2 separate regions of the Homo sapiens genome follow, and region 1 is linked to region 2. Evidence: chromatin contacts called from ENCODE Hi-C or POLR2A ChIA-PET data. All regions are on one chromosome and are shown on one strand. Each heading gives the region's core, a stretch centred on a gene start or an enhancer-like site at or near the end of the contact. The rest is flanking DNA. Distances are from core to core; before and after follow the strand shown. Region 1 overlaps STARD13 (StAR related lipid transfer domain containing 13). Region 2 overlaps STARD13 (StAR related lipid transfer domain containing 13).

Evidence for each region. Hi-C counts contacts between places; a loop is a spot of excess contacts on that map. ChIA-PET counts read pairs that join two places held with the same protein, here RNA polymerase II (POLR2A). Pooled maps may share reads with other maps.
Region 1: a loop to region 2 is called in a map of prostate gland, with 2.1 times the contacts of the local background. The contact joins two enhancer-like sites. A Hi-C loop is called at or near these places in 3 of 168 maps with a recorded cell type or tissue (endothelial cell of hepatic sinusoid, heart left ventricle and prostate gland), 12 of 37 single-sample maps with no recorded cell type and 6 of 50 pooled maps. POLR2A ChIA-PET finds 5 or more read pairs at or near these places in 2 of 52 experiments (GM12878 and PC-3).

The regions. Positions count from the first base shown.
Region 1 is chr13:33,164,799-33,171,223 of GRCh38, forward strand. It overlaps STARD13 (StAR related lipid transfer domain containing 13), which reads right to left. Exons shown (of 14, transcript NM_178006.4): 2 at 2,753-2,824; 3 at 539-620. Among named protein-coding and RNA genes, the nearest start is that of STARD13-AS, 110 kb to the right of the region's middle. Within about 2 kb of position 4,638, at least 4 of the 41 ENCODE cell types and tissues checked have a DNase peak (open chromatin) inside an H3K27ac peak, as active enhancers do.
Region 2 is chr13:33,107,938-33,114,170 of GRCh38, forward strand. STARD13 (StAR related lipid transfer domain containing 13) reads right to left here. Exons shown (of 14, transcript NM_178006.4): 9 at 4,784-4,994; 10 at 3,841-3,955; 11 at 2,749-2,970; 12 at 1,936-2,153. Among named protein-coding and RNA genes, the nearest start is that of KL, 95 kb to the left of the region's middle. RefSeq lists enhancers at 1,643-1,702, 1,803-1,892. Within about 2 kb of position 3,039, at least 19 of the 41 ENCODE cell types and tissues checked have a DNase peak (open chromatin) inside an H3K27ac peak, as active enhancers do.

The DNA of each region.
Region 1 (6,425 bases), core at 3,388-5,887, 58 kb after region 2:
AATAGCTTAAATAGGCCAGTTTGGTGCTACAATTACTTGAGTTCATACACACGAGTTTGAGGAGATAATCACTTGACTTTGCAAAAAATACAGCCAAGTTTGACACACTCGTAGTTTTTCAGAGCCTTCCCTCACCACACATGCTGAGCCTGCTCATGCTTCTTCCCTCTACTGACCCATCCACACCCCCAATCACTGTCTACATCCCCATGTTGTTTTAGCTTGACCATAGCATTTATACTCTCTGAAATAAACTTTCCCCCTCCTTCTTTCTTTTTCTCACTCTCACTCTCTCTCTCTTCTTTCTCTGTCATTTTCCTAATCTAGTGTCCAAAGGCCCCTGCTAGGATTTAAGCTCCATGAAAACACAAACTGATCATGCTCATTAACAGTAGTACATTTAGAACCTGCACCTGGGTCAGGCACATGGTAGGCACTCAGTGAATACTTGCCGAATAGCTGAGCTCGCCCTTCAGTATAGTGATGCCTGTTGCAGACTGAACAGTGGAAAGAAACAAAAATACTTCACATGGTTTACCTGCAAAGAGGTTCTACAAGGTCCTTTTCAAGAAAATCATGATCATTCTTGACAGCCACAATGTTGATGGGAAATTGTGAATCTGAGAGAGAAAGACAAAGAAGTTGATGTACTTTGTTTTATCTGAATGAGCACCAACATATTCAGACCTTCAAGGTCTGTAAAAGCCACTGATTTTAATAGCAGTGACTGCCCATCATCATTGTTGGGAATGTTTAAGAGAGCAAAAAATTGCTATCACTGTAAATGCTTTTAGGAGTACAATATAAGTGCGAAATATGAGGATAGTCAAGTGCTTGACCTTGGATAGGATTGAACACTAAGTGCCTGCATTTTTCTAGCTCATCCTTATTACAGTCTTAGGTGGATGTGGCCTCAGAGAAGAGCTTTTGTGCTTTCACCATCCACCTAACACGTAGGTCACTGGCGTCTATCTTGATGGTTTCACGAAATACTTAATTTGGCAGATTTTTTTCCTTCAAAAAGGAAATTTCCAAAAATACCCAAAGTTCTATCATCTGAAATTTTTTTTAGTAGCAAAATCTTTATCACTCTGGAGTATCAGCAAAATACTCAAATTGATTCTATCCAAAAAGAATAATTCGAACACTACTTCCCTCCAACAGACAATTCATGCCAGCTTTGAAGGTCACAGGCAATATTTAGAACATGGTGTGAATTCTGGGTACCTCGTTCATGGAGGTAGCAATCTGCAGCTCATTGGAATAGAGGACATAGCCAAATGTAACCATGCTGGGTCACTATCATTGACTTGCCACTTTTTCCTTTATCTCATCTTGTATTTTGTGCTGTCTACACCTTGCCAGTCATGATAAATCTAAGGGTATCTAAATTTTAGCATGAGTTGGAAACAGACATAATTCCCCTTCTGGTGAAAAAAAATCATGTGAGTGACTTACAGATGGTTCCAGAGTGAAGCTGTCTTGCTCGGCTAGTGAGGGAGGGAGGGAGACACTTGTGATTTTTTTTCATGGAAGGCTGCCTCTTGCCAGCTGTGCTCCTTCCTAGGGTCTGGTTTGAGGCTCCTCTCTCCTCCTGGGCTCTGGCACTCTCTTCCTTGGCCTGTCCCTTTGGGCTCATGGTAGTGACAGCTGTGCCACTACAAGCCCTGGGCTCTTGCACTGTGCACCGTTCCTCGTGGCCACCCCCTGTCCTGCCTGCACCTTTGCAATGAGCACTGTTAGAAACAAATCCTCTGTAAATGGCCTTGAGCCTGCCACCTGCTCATTGTTGGGGTCCTGACTAGTTCATTACTAGATAAGGACAATCCGAGAAGAAGTTAAAAGCTTTGGTTATAACTTTAGATATAAGGGACATGAGTATGTCTATTAACTGTCAATTAAAGAATCAATGAAAAGGCTGGGTGGTGGCTCACGCCTGTAATCTCAGCACTTAGGGAGGCCGAGGTGGGAAAGTCACTTGAGGTCAGGAGTTCGAGACCAGCCTGACCCACGTGGTGAAACCCTGTCTCTACTAAAAATACAAAAATTGGCCAGGTGTGGTGGTGCCCGCCTGTAATCTCAACTACTTGGGAGGCTGAGGCAGGAAATTGCTTGAACCCAGGAGGCGGAGGTTGCAGCGAGTGGAGATTGTACCACTGCACTCCAGCCTGGGTGGCAGAGCCAGACTCTATCTCAAAAAAAAACAAAAAAAAAACCAAAAAAAAATCAATGAAAGGAAGTGTAATGCTAGCAATAAGACACCTTACCTAAAACTCGGAAGAATAACATCTGATTCATGTTATATCTTGACATTTTTCATATAAAGTAAACAGAATTAAACAGAAATTTCAGGATAATTAATTTTGTGACTTCTAGGAAGTTTTTTAACAGTGAGTTCATTGTGATTTCAAGAAAAGTGAGAGTAGTAAAGGAAAAACAAGGAGAAAAAGAAGGAAGTGCAGAAAAGCTGCTGATGGCAGAATGCTGGAAGGAAAACGTCGAGTTGGGGTTTGCGGTAAAGAGATGGGAATTAGTAGTGGGAAGCAGAAAGTAAAGTGGGCCTGGGAAGTGATATTCATTTCTAAATTGGTATCAGGATAACCCCTGGGCATAGCAAAAAGGCCGAGGGAAAAAGAAAGCGAAGCAAAATGGGCGAGAAAAAAAAATCTGGAAGTCAAAACACACCACAGGATACGTGTGGTTCATTTTGGATTTATTCTCTGTGTAAGAGCGAAGCGAAGGGCTGACGTACCCTCATATAACTGAGCGTATTGCGGGAACCCGGCAGCACGGAGCCAGTCACATGCTTCTTTTGCCTCAATTTCTGAAAAACACAAGAGAGATAAAATTGTGAGTCCCACAGCCGCACCCTAGTACTCTGCCTTCTTAATCATGGAGACACTGGTGAGCTTTGTGCAAGTTATTACAAAGCAAAATTGTTCCAGGTAAGTCTGCATAAGTAGGCTTACCCGGGAGTGGGTGGAAAACGAGCGGGTAATACAAAGGTCCTTGTTATGTGTCTGCTAAGATAATCTTCAATGTAGATCCATAAGTATGTGGATAATAACAAAACCACAGATCATAGAAGACAAAGGCTGAATTTCAGGCAGGGAAAAATGTCTTATTTATACACCAGGGAACCAGGGCACTAGGGGAAAAGAGGGCATTCTTCTTTACAATTCTTTTTTTTTTTAATGGAATTTTTTTTTTAAGTTCCAAAGATTAGGCTAAAAATGTTTATTCAACATTCCTTCATTCTTTCACTCTTGGGATAACTTTAAGAAAGACTACAACTAGATTGCCTATGAAAATGTATTTTCTCATGAAAAAAAGCTAAAATCCAGTGTATTATTGTTTTAAAAATTTCACTAATAGCCTTAATTCCCCATGCATTATAACAAAATGTTCATTAATCAAGCACATTGGAATGATTTCAAGCTGTAGAGTGCGGCATAGAAGAGGAAAGTTGATTATTTGGAATTGAGACTTGAGTTTGATGAGCCTGCCAGAACCTCTGAGGGCCAAGCCCAAGAGGTTGATATGTCCCTTGGGTGACCATTTTTGGTGTGGATGCACCAACAGCCCACCGGACCACCTGCCTGGGGAAGCTGTGGAGTGAGATAGGAGGAGTCTACAGTATGTGAACCAGGTCACTTTTTGACCTTGTGAATCCTGGATCATTTCCCAACCACAACTCTGTTAGACAAATATGAATCCAAGGGGAAAGAAGTTCATCTGTTGAAAGTCCAGTCTCTCCAAACAAAATTAAACAGCCTATTATCACAAGTCTTTACCAAGGCCCTTTCCTCCGCTGTTAGGATGGGTCCCTGTCAGGTCATTGTATTTCCATTTACTATGATGCTAATTTTTCCCCATAGCCAAAGCTGGAGTGTACAGGGCGTTCTTGGGATCACTGCACAGAAATGATCTACACTAACATCACCCTGGGCCTGCGATTGTACCTCAACATTGAAAGCTCAGTGTCTGTGCAGTAAGATGTTTGATGTGCCAGAGCTATTTGGTATATGTTAGGAAAATAGACCAAAGGCCAGATCTTACTCAGGCATCACCAGGAAGAGCAAAACCCTACCGCCTAGTTCCACAGATCTGGTTAAATCTAGATTGAACTTTGTCATTAAATCCAAGGAAACAGAGCCTGTGGTGGCTCCTGCCCCGGAACGCCTGCCTCTTCTGTCATCCCCTAATCTACTGTTACTCCAGGGACTGATGATTTCAAAAGCTTGAGATTTGTCTCTTGTGTGAGGGTTTTCCACTTAAGTGTGACCAGCATGTTCCTACCATGTACCCATTCCTGCCATGGACACATGGTTCAGAAACATCCAGGGAACCAAGCTGGAAAGAAAAGCTATTGAAAGCATTTCTATCAGAAAAGGAGTCTCTGAGTTCCACAACTGCTGTTCAAAACACAGCTTAGCTGAATTGTGCTGCCTGGGCTAACTTGGGCTTTCCTCTGGGAAGGTACAAAAGGCAATTATTGCATTGCTCAAAAGTTCTATTTAGTACCCAGTTGAGAGTCTGTATTTGAAGGTTCCTACTTTGATAACCACACAAGTATTTCAGAGGAAATAGGAAAACATACATTCCATCTGTAACGTGTGGAAAATGTGGTGAGTTGCTCCTGAGTCATGGATAAAGTGCTGCCTAATAGATTTTCAAGCTCAGATTTGCTTCCCGCTCCCATATAATACAGCGGATAGTAACGAGAAAACACCTAATTTCTAGACATGCTCTAAACCTAATTATGAGTCAGCAAGTCTTGGAGAGAAGCACAGAATATTATATTTTCTCTTGGCATTACATGAATCCTATGCCTTTTTCTGTTTTATTATTACCTTTACTACAATGAAAATGTAGTGTTCAGCAAGACAGTCCCAGAGAGCCAGGCCATGAAGAACAAATGGGGAAGACCCACAAGACAGGGGCTCTGCAGCCTAGAAAGCTCAAAGACAGAGAGTGGGAAGTGACCTATGAAAGAGTTCGCACCCCTCCAGCCCAGGGAATGTGGTGAGCTCAGATCCTGAAGATGAAAAGGATAACATGGTGGAGAAGAAGTGGGCAGCCAGGAATCCTTCTAGAAAACTCCCTTTGGAACATCACGTGTTTTCACTAATTTGTGGGATCTAAAAATCAAAATAATTGAACTCATGGACATAGAGATTAGAAGGATGGTTACCAGAGGCTGAGGAGGGTAGTGGGGGCTGGAGGAGAGGTGGGGATCATTAATGGGTACAAAAAAAAATTAGAAAGAATGAATAAGACCTACTATTTGATAGCACAACAGGGTAACTACAGTCAATAACAACTTATTTGTACATTTTTAAATAACTAAAAGAGTATAATTGGATTGTTTGTAACACAAAGAATAAATGCCCGAGGGGATGAATACCCTATTCTCCATGATGTAATGAGTTCATATTGCACACCTGTATCAAAATATCTCATGTACCCCATAAATATATACATACGCTTACTATGTCCCCACAAAAATGAAAAATTTAAAAATTTTGAAAACAACACTCCTTTTGGAACTTAAAATTCTGGTTGGACAGTGCAATGGGGCTGAAGCTAGCCAGGGAAATTTTATTTAAAAGGCTCCTCAGATAATAGCTGCATTTCATTTTTTATGACAGCAACATGGATAACGAACTGAAATCCTATTCAGATACATACATGAATAACCAAATTTTAACCAGAACCCAGATAAATCAATCATTCAAATAAGATGATTTTTTTTGTTTGCTTTAATGGGCAGGCACTTAAACTTTTAGACCTCAGGCTTAAATGACAACAAAACTGCAATGAGTAAATATCATAAATTAGAAGCAGCCCTGTCCTAGCCATGGCAGGTGACTCCTCGTGTAGCATCATTTCCTATACCCAACTTGCCATTCTATTTGCCCAAATGTCTCTCAAACACACACCCTCATTTCATATTCCCCCACCCTAGCTGCAGTCCCAACATCTTGATACCTCAATTTAAGGACAAAGCCAACTCTCATTTACCAGCTAGTGACAAAACAAGCAAAATAATCTGGCATAATTAACCCCTATCAAATCTGAGTTTGCCCATCCAATTGAGGGGGGAAGGGTAAAAAAGTCTTACAATTTTTATTAATTCTTCATGGCCCCTACTAATACCAATCAGCCAAATACTAATGCTTTTCCCCAGGCCCTTCCACTGGCCAAAATGACTGGAGAACTAAAAAGGAATCATTATTGCCAGTGCCATCATTTCACAAAGATCTACCTAATGAGATTTAAATGACATTTGAGGAGAAAAGTGTGAAAAACTCTTTTTTATTGTTCTCTTGCTAGCCAGCATAATATTATGTAAAAGCATTAAGAGCTATTAAAATCACATTTTGACAGTTTTATTTGTTCTCCATTTGCTACCCTTACCCACC
Region 2 (6,233 bases), core at 1,789-4,288:
CTGTCCTCCTACACCAGGAAGAGAAATGGTGATATGTGCTTGACAAGAACTTGGGAATAACCAAGCCCCACACAAATGCTCAGCGACTTCCATGCTGTGACTACTCTTTTCATGAACGAAGATGTGATAAATCGTGACGACTGAAAGTTGTAGAGATTTGTTGGGATAAATGGGAGAATCTCCAGCAACTCTCAGCGGAAGCTCCCGAGGAGCTAGCAATGGGTGTGACATGAGAGACAAATGCAGCAATCCTGAAAGGTGACCAGCCTCATACATGCTAGCCTAGACTGTAAGATGCTCTGAAGACAGGAGGCATCTCAGCCCCGTGCCTCCTCACCACACTCATCACTTTCCACCTCCTTGTATCCTACACATAAGGAATTCCTGTTGTTGGGAACCAGATCTGGTTCATTGTTAGCCCGTGGAGGGCTGCACCTCTTCTCCTTCAGGGCCACATGGTCCACTCCACTTCTTCAAGTCTTGGATCAAAATCAGTGCAGCAAGACCCCGCCCTGACCATTCTATTTAAAATTCCATCCCTTACTATCTCCCTATCTTATTCCTCCCAGGATAAGTAAGCCCATCTCCCTTTCTTATTTTTTATGGACTTTCCCCAGTGAAATACAAACCCCAAGAGAGCAGGAGAGGGGTTTGCTGCATTCCCTTGGCATACCCAGAGCCTATTGCAGTGCCTGGCACGTGGTCGTGATGGAACGAAGCACTGATAAATAGCAGGCTGGTGGGGTTGCCGGATGGATGGAAGGAGGGAGGTTCTACACACAGACTCAGGCCCTCAGCCTCCTCTGGAGGGAGGGAGGAGGCACGCTATGGCATGGCCCCATTCCTATGGCAGCCATCCTGCAACAGCTATTCAACTTTCCACTTGTGGAGTGAAAGCATGAAGTTTAATTCCACCAGATGACTAATGTCCTAATAACTTTGGTAATATGCCACCCTTATAAACTGCCTGCATTCTCCAGCAGGATCCCAAGGAAGCAGAGATAAATACATATATTTAGGGAAAATTGACCTTTAAAAGTCAAGGTTCCATGGGCCAATTCCCAAGTCATAAAGAGCTCATGTGAAAAGTAACCTTTAGTTTGCCATCAAAACTGGTTTCATAAAGAAAGCGTTTTAAATATACATTTGGGAGTTTCACAATAGGTTCCTTTTACACTGCTGATCTGTGACATGAGACAAGGCTTGCCAAGATTTTCAATAAAAAAGGATATATTGATCTAATTACCTTCTATTCAGGTTCTTTAGCACCCTCAATTTCTGTTCTGGCTGATGCAACACTGCATCTCTACTGTGCAAACTTTCTATCATTGGTTGAGCATCCCCTTCCAAACCCCAAGAACAGGGGTCTGGAACTCAACCCTTACATCAATCAGAAGAAATATTTCCTTGGCAGACACAGAATCAACAAGATTTTCTGGACCTCCAGGGCAGTGCCAAGGTTTCTGAGCATAGTAATAGCTATGAGCATCTGAAGTTATACAGATGAGTTCTGAAGTCAAACCTACTCCAGTCTTGAGAGTTACACACACTTTCCCAGGGGAGAAAAACAAAATCAGAAGAAAAGCCAGTCAGATCCATTTGCATAATTTGGCAGAAAGTGCAACCGGACAAACAGCAGCTTTTCTGGGCCGTCTGCTCTGAGGAAATGAATAATATTTATGGCCTAATAAACTGTGTGCTCCACAAGGAGAGGGGCAATCAGAGAGCCCAGGCAGAGCTGTAGGCTGGGTGAAAAGACACAGGAAGTCGGGCATCGACACAGAAAACTCAGATGTCACTGAGGGAAACAAGAGCCGGCTTAGTGTTCCCCGTGGAGGCTGGACTTTGGTGGGAGACACCAGGAGAAGTGCTCACATCTACAGTTCGCGTCCTGCCTTTGGAACAGAACATCATAAACCCTAGAGTCAGGCTCACCTGAGAACCACAAAGTCTCTGGAAGGATGGGGAGCCATGCTGTTCAGCACATACTGGTAGATCTCTGTTTGCCTGTCTAGAGTTTCCACAACCTTCCACTGCACAAAGTCCTCGTCCCACAGGTGGCGCTCTCTCAGCACGCGGTTCAGGACCACTGAGGGGGGTGCTTCCACCTCCACAGAAGCCTTCCACAGCTTCAGCGGGTTCCCGTCGCCCACCTTGGGAAAGACAACGTCAGAAGCTGAAGAGGTTGTCTGGGATATGGGTCCAACATTTTTTGTTTGGGCTTTTAGTTTTGCTATCATACCTTGCTGGGTGTTCAAAAACCATCACTGATTATGTAAATTGAGAGTGATACTACATACCTCAGCTGTAACATTTTAGTCCTTAAGCTTAAAAGAATAATAATGATGATAAAAATAATAATCACCAACACACCTAGTGGTTACTGTGTGCCAGGAACTATTCTAAGCCATTTGGTTTGTAAATTAGCCTTCCTCCGACAGTGGTACTCTTACAATGTCCATTTTGCAAATGGGAAAACTGAGGCACAGAGAGGTGTGTGACTTGCCCAACATCACACAGCTACGGGGGAGAGACAGGACCGGGATCCAGCTGTCCGGCTCCATAGTTTACTCTCTGATTATAGGCAACAGATCTCTGGACTGAGTTCTTTGAATGGTTCATGTGCCTTAACTGTCCGCGTGTGTGCCAAGCCCTGTGGACACAGCAGCTGTTTTCAATGCAAAAACAAATGTCTGATTGTTAGCTGTGGCTTTCTGGGGGTGATCTTTTTCCATCCTCTGAGATTACCTTTTTGAAAGCAAGATCTGTATTGTCCGTGCTGGAGCACGTGACCCATCCTTTGAACTTCTCCTTGGCTTCTTTCTGGAGGCCCTGGATGAGATGGTTCAGGTAAGTGTGGAAAGTTGCCCCACTCTCCTCCAGCTGTGTCCCCAATTCTTCCAGGGTTGGCACGTGGATCTCAGCCTCCACATACGAGTTACGAGACTGGGCCACCAACTCGTGTGGAACCTAGACCAACGGATGCATGAAAGGGCAACACACTGAGCCAAAGAAACGCCGAGACTCAAAGAAAGCAAAGCCATTTCACCCACAACCCGGCTCTGAGCCACGGGCCGAGGGCCACACGGCCAGAGATGTTTTTCTAAGATCATTGCCAAGGCCGGGAGGGGCCTTCCTAAAGTCAGGAAATACAAACATGTTTCTGAGGCTGTATTTATTATTCAAAACATTGCAATGACTTCCCCTTTATTATTTTCACTTCCCTTTTATTTTACCTTTACTGTCTTTTTATTCAGTTTGGCAAAATATGGGCTCAGACAACTTTACCCACTATGAATAAGACTTAAAACAGACAGACTTGTGAAGGGAAACATCAAACATGACTTGGGAATAGCTTTACTTTTTTAGCACACTTTTCCCATTGACAAATGCCAATTCTATCACAAAAGTATGCCACAAGTCTGGTTCACTTACTTCTTTTACATATCTGTGGCTGTATTCATAAGCTGTCATTGGTTCTTAGCAACAAAGATTCCTCAGTATCATACACACACTCACACAGATGTTTAACCTAATCAAGCTCCAAGGTAAAATCAAATAGAACATAATTGGCTGACTGGCCTTGAACCTGATAATGGCAGGTGATGCACTGTTTGCATAAAAACCATCAGTATGGTAATCCCAAGTGTCTTTATCAAAGCCTCAATTGTATAGCTAGCTCCTCAGCTTTCTTGGAAGCAAACACCAGAGCTATAACATATACTATTGTCATAAAATCAGGAACAAACAGATAGAAACCATAAATGTAGCAACAATCCCAAGCGTCTTATCTAGTTCCAAGAGCTACTAGGGAGGCGGAGGTTCGAGCCTTTTGCTCACCTCAAAAAGTCTGTCGCATTCCATGATCATGTGCGCTAGCCCCTGAGCTGCTGCCAGATTCTCGTTGAGGTCCTTTTGATCTGGCTTCCCAGTGGCATATTTCTTCTGTATGACTCTGTAATTGAACGTGAGTGTGCTAAGCAGATCCCACACCAACGAGCTTGTCACAATACCAAACTCATCCCTTTTGTTTTCTGTTTATACCCAGATGCTATCCAGATCCCAGGCTTTTGCGTTTCCAAATAAAAACAATGATCACATATCTTAGATATCTGAATCAGGCTAACAGTCTGACAGTTCACAAGGAAAAATCTTGGAAAACTAAAGGGCAGGAAGAACAGCAGGGGACAAAATTAATCTGTTTTTCCAAAGTTTGAAACCCCTTAACTGCAAGCTCCTGTGCTTTGGTCTTAAATATAGCCTTTTAAAAATTGTAAAATACTACTTTGTGTATGTTTTCCTCCTCACTCACACAGACAACATAAAACTCAAGCTTTCTGGATCACAGCTGGCATTCTTCAATGCTAGCTCAATAATTCTATGAATCTGAGCCCCGTGAATTAGGGTGTCTCACAAGATTTTCTGATTATGAAAAGAGTGTTGACAAATCCTGAAGTTGAAATGTAGCATGAGACACATTTTATCTATCTATAATCTATTATCTATCTCTATTATCTACCTATCAATCATCTATTTATCTCTCTTTATCATCTACCATCTATTTATCATCTATCTATTTAGCTGTCATCTATCATCTATGTATCAACTATCTATCAATCTATCATCTACCTATCGTTGATCTATCTACCTACCTATCTATCTATAATCTGTCTACCAATATATCCATTCGTATCTATCTATCCATCCATCCATCCATCCAGTCTTATGAACTGTGGGAATGCCTGCTTTGGGATTACTGTTGTTACTGAGAAAAAAAACCCACCGTGGAGAGCTTTCTTTCTTCAATAAATTAAGATGAAAGAGGGAGGGGGCCAGACACACTGCCAGGTTCATGGGCGTCATCTGATTCTCTTCCACCAAGTTGACGACGTCGTTCAGGAAACACAAGAGCGTCTGCAGGACCTCCCTGTTCTCATCGGCCAGTAGCAGGATGGCAGCCTGCACGGCCTGCAGCCGCTGCTCTTTGGAGACATCTGAGGAAAAGTGGATGCCAGGTCATTGGAGGAGCAGACATAGAAAGAGCCAGCTGGGAAGCACTGTGTAAGCTCCACATTCCTCGTGTGAACACGCACCCAGAGTCATCATCAACAAAAACAACCAGAACAGCAGGAAAGGCACAAAGAAGTCAGTAATTGCTGAGGCCTCGCAGCTCATGGGAGGCAGAGCTGAGTCCCAACCCTTGCAATTGAACTTTGGATCCCACGCTCTCGATGGCCAAGCAGGGTTTAGAAAGGGGCACCACCATCCTGGTTTTCTGTATTCTGAGCAATCAACCCACTCACCTGCTTTCAGAAGGCTTCTGGGTGAAGTTGGTGATTAGGACTCTGTCAACCTGGCATCCCTCTTGCCCATCCTCCCTGACAGACAGCTTGGGAAGCCACTCTCAGGATGCCCAAGGCTCCGTGGGACATGGTTTGAAAACCACTGGGTTAGGGAACAGTAGCCTCGCCTTGCGTTTCTCCACCCCTGCCAGCCAGGCCATGATGCCAGTGCTGCACAATTCACCGGGAGTGGTGTTGAGCTGGTGGGACCTCTGACCTCATTCCTAGAGGGCCAGCTTCTCGAGGGGAAGCCTGTACATCTTCCTTTTTCCTACAAATCTCCCAGGACTTGCTTTGCAGGATGCCTGCTATTGACTTCATGTGGAGACCCAGCGTCACCTGTTCCATAATCTTGGGGTTTATGGAAATGGAGGCTGTGCTTGGAGAAGAAGAACCAGGCAGCCTAAGGTTATGGGGGATGTCTGGCCCTTCTCAGTGCCATTACCCTTGAGGGTGGTCCTTGTGGTAGTGGGTACTGGTTATGCAGGCTTACCAGGGAATTGGTTCCAACAATATGAGGGGAACTAAATGGAAATCACACCAAATGAGTGATAGGTGCTGCCTTTTGCTGCTCCCACCTGTGGCTGTGTTTATTTCATGATCACTTTAGTCCTCTCACTGCGAAAGACACCGTCAGGAGCTTGCTTCTGTCAACACTGTTGTCTTTCTTAAAGTGCCATGTTCTGGAGCAGGGGCCTCCACACGAGGGTGTCTGAATTCTCAAGGGGTGGGGAGGTGTGCTCCTGACAGTCTCTTGAGGTGTGAGAAGAAATCATTAGCACTCCCACGTGTGTTTATCTTTTCTCTTACCCATTAAAAATACTGATTGGGTGTGCTTTATAATGTGCATAGTACATTAGAGTACATCCAGTATATTTATATTACTAAACA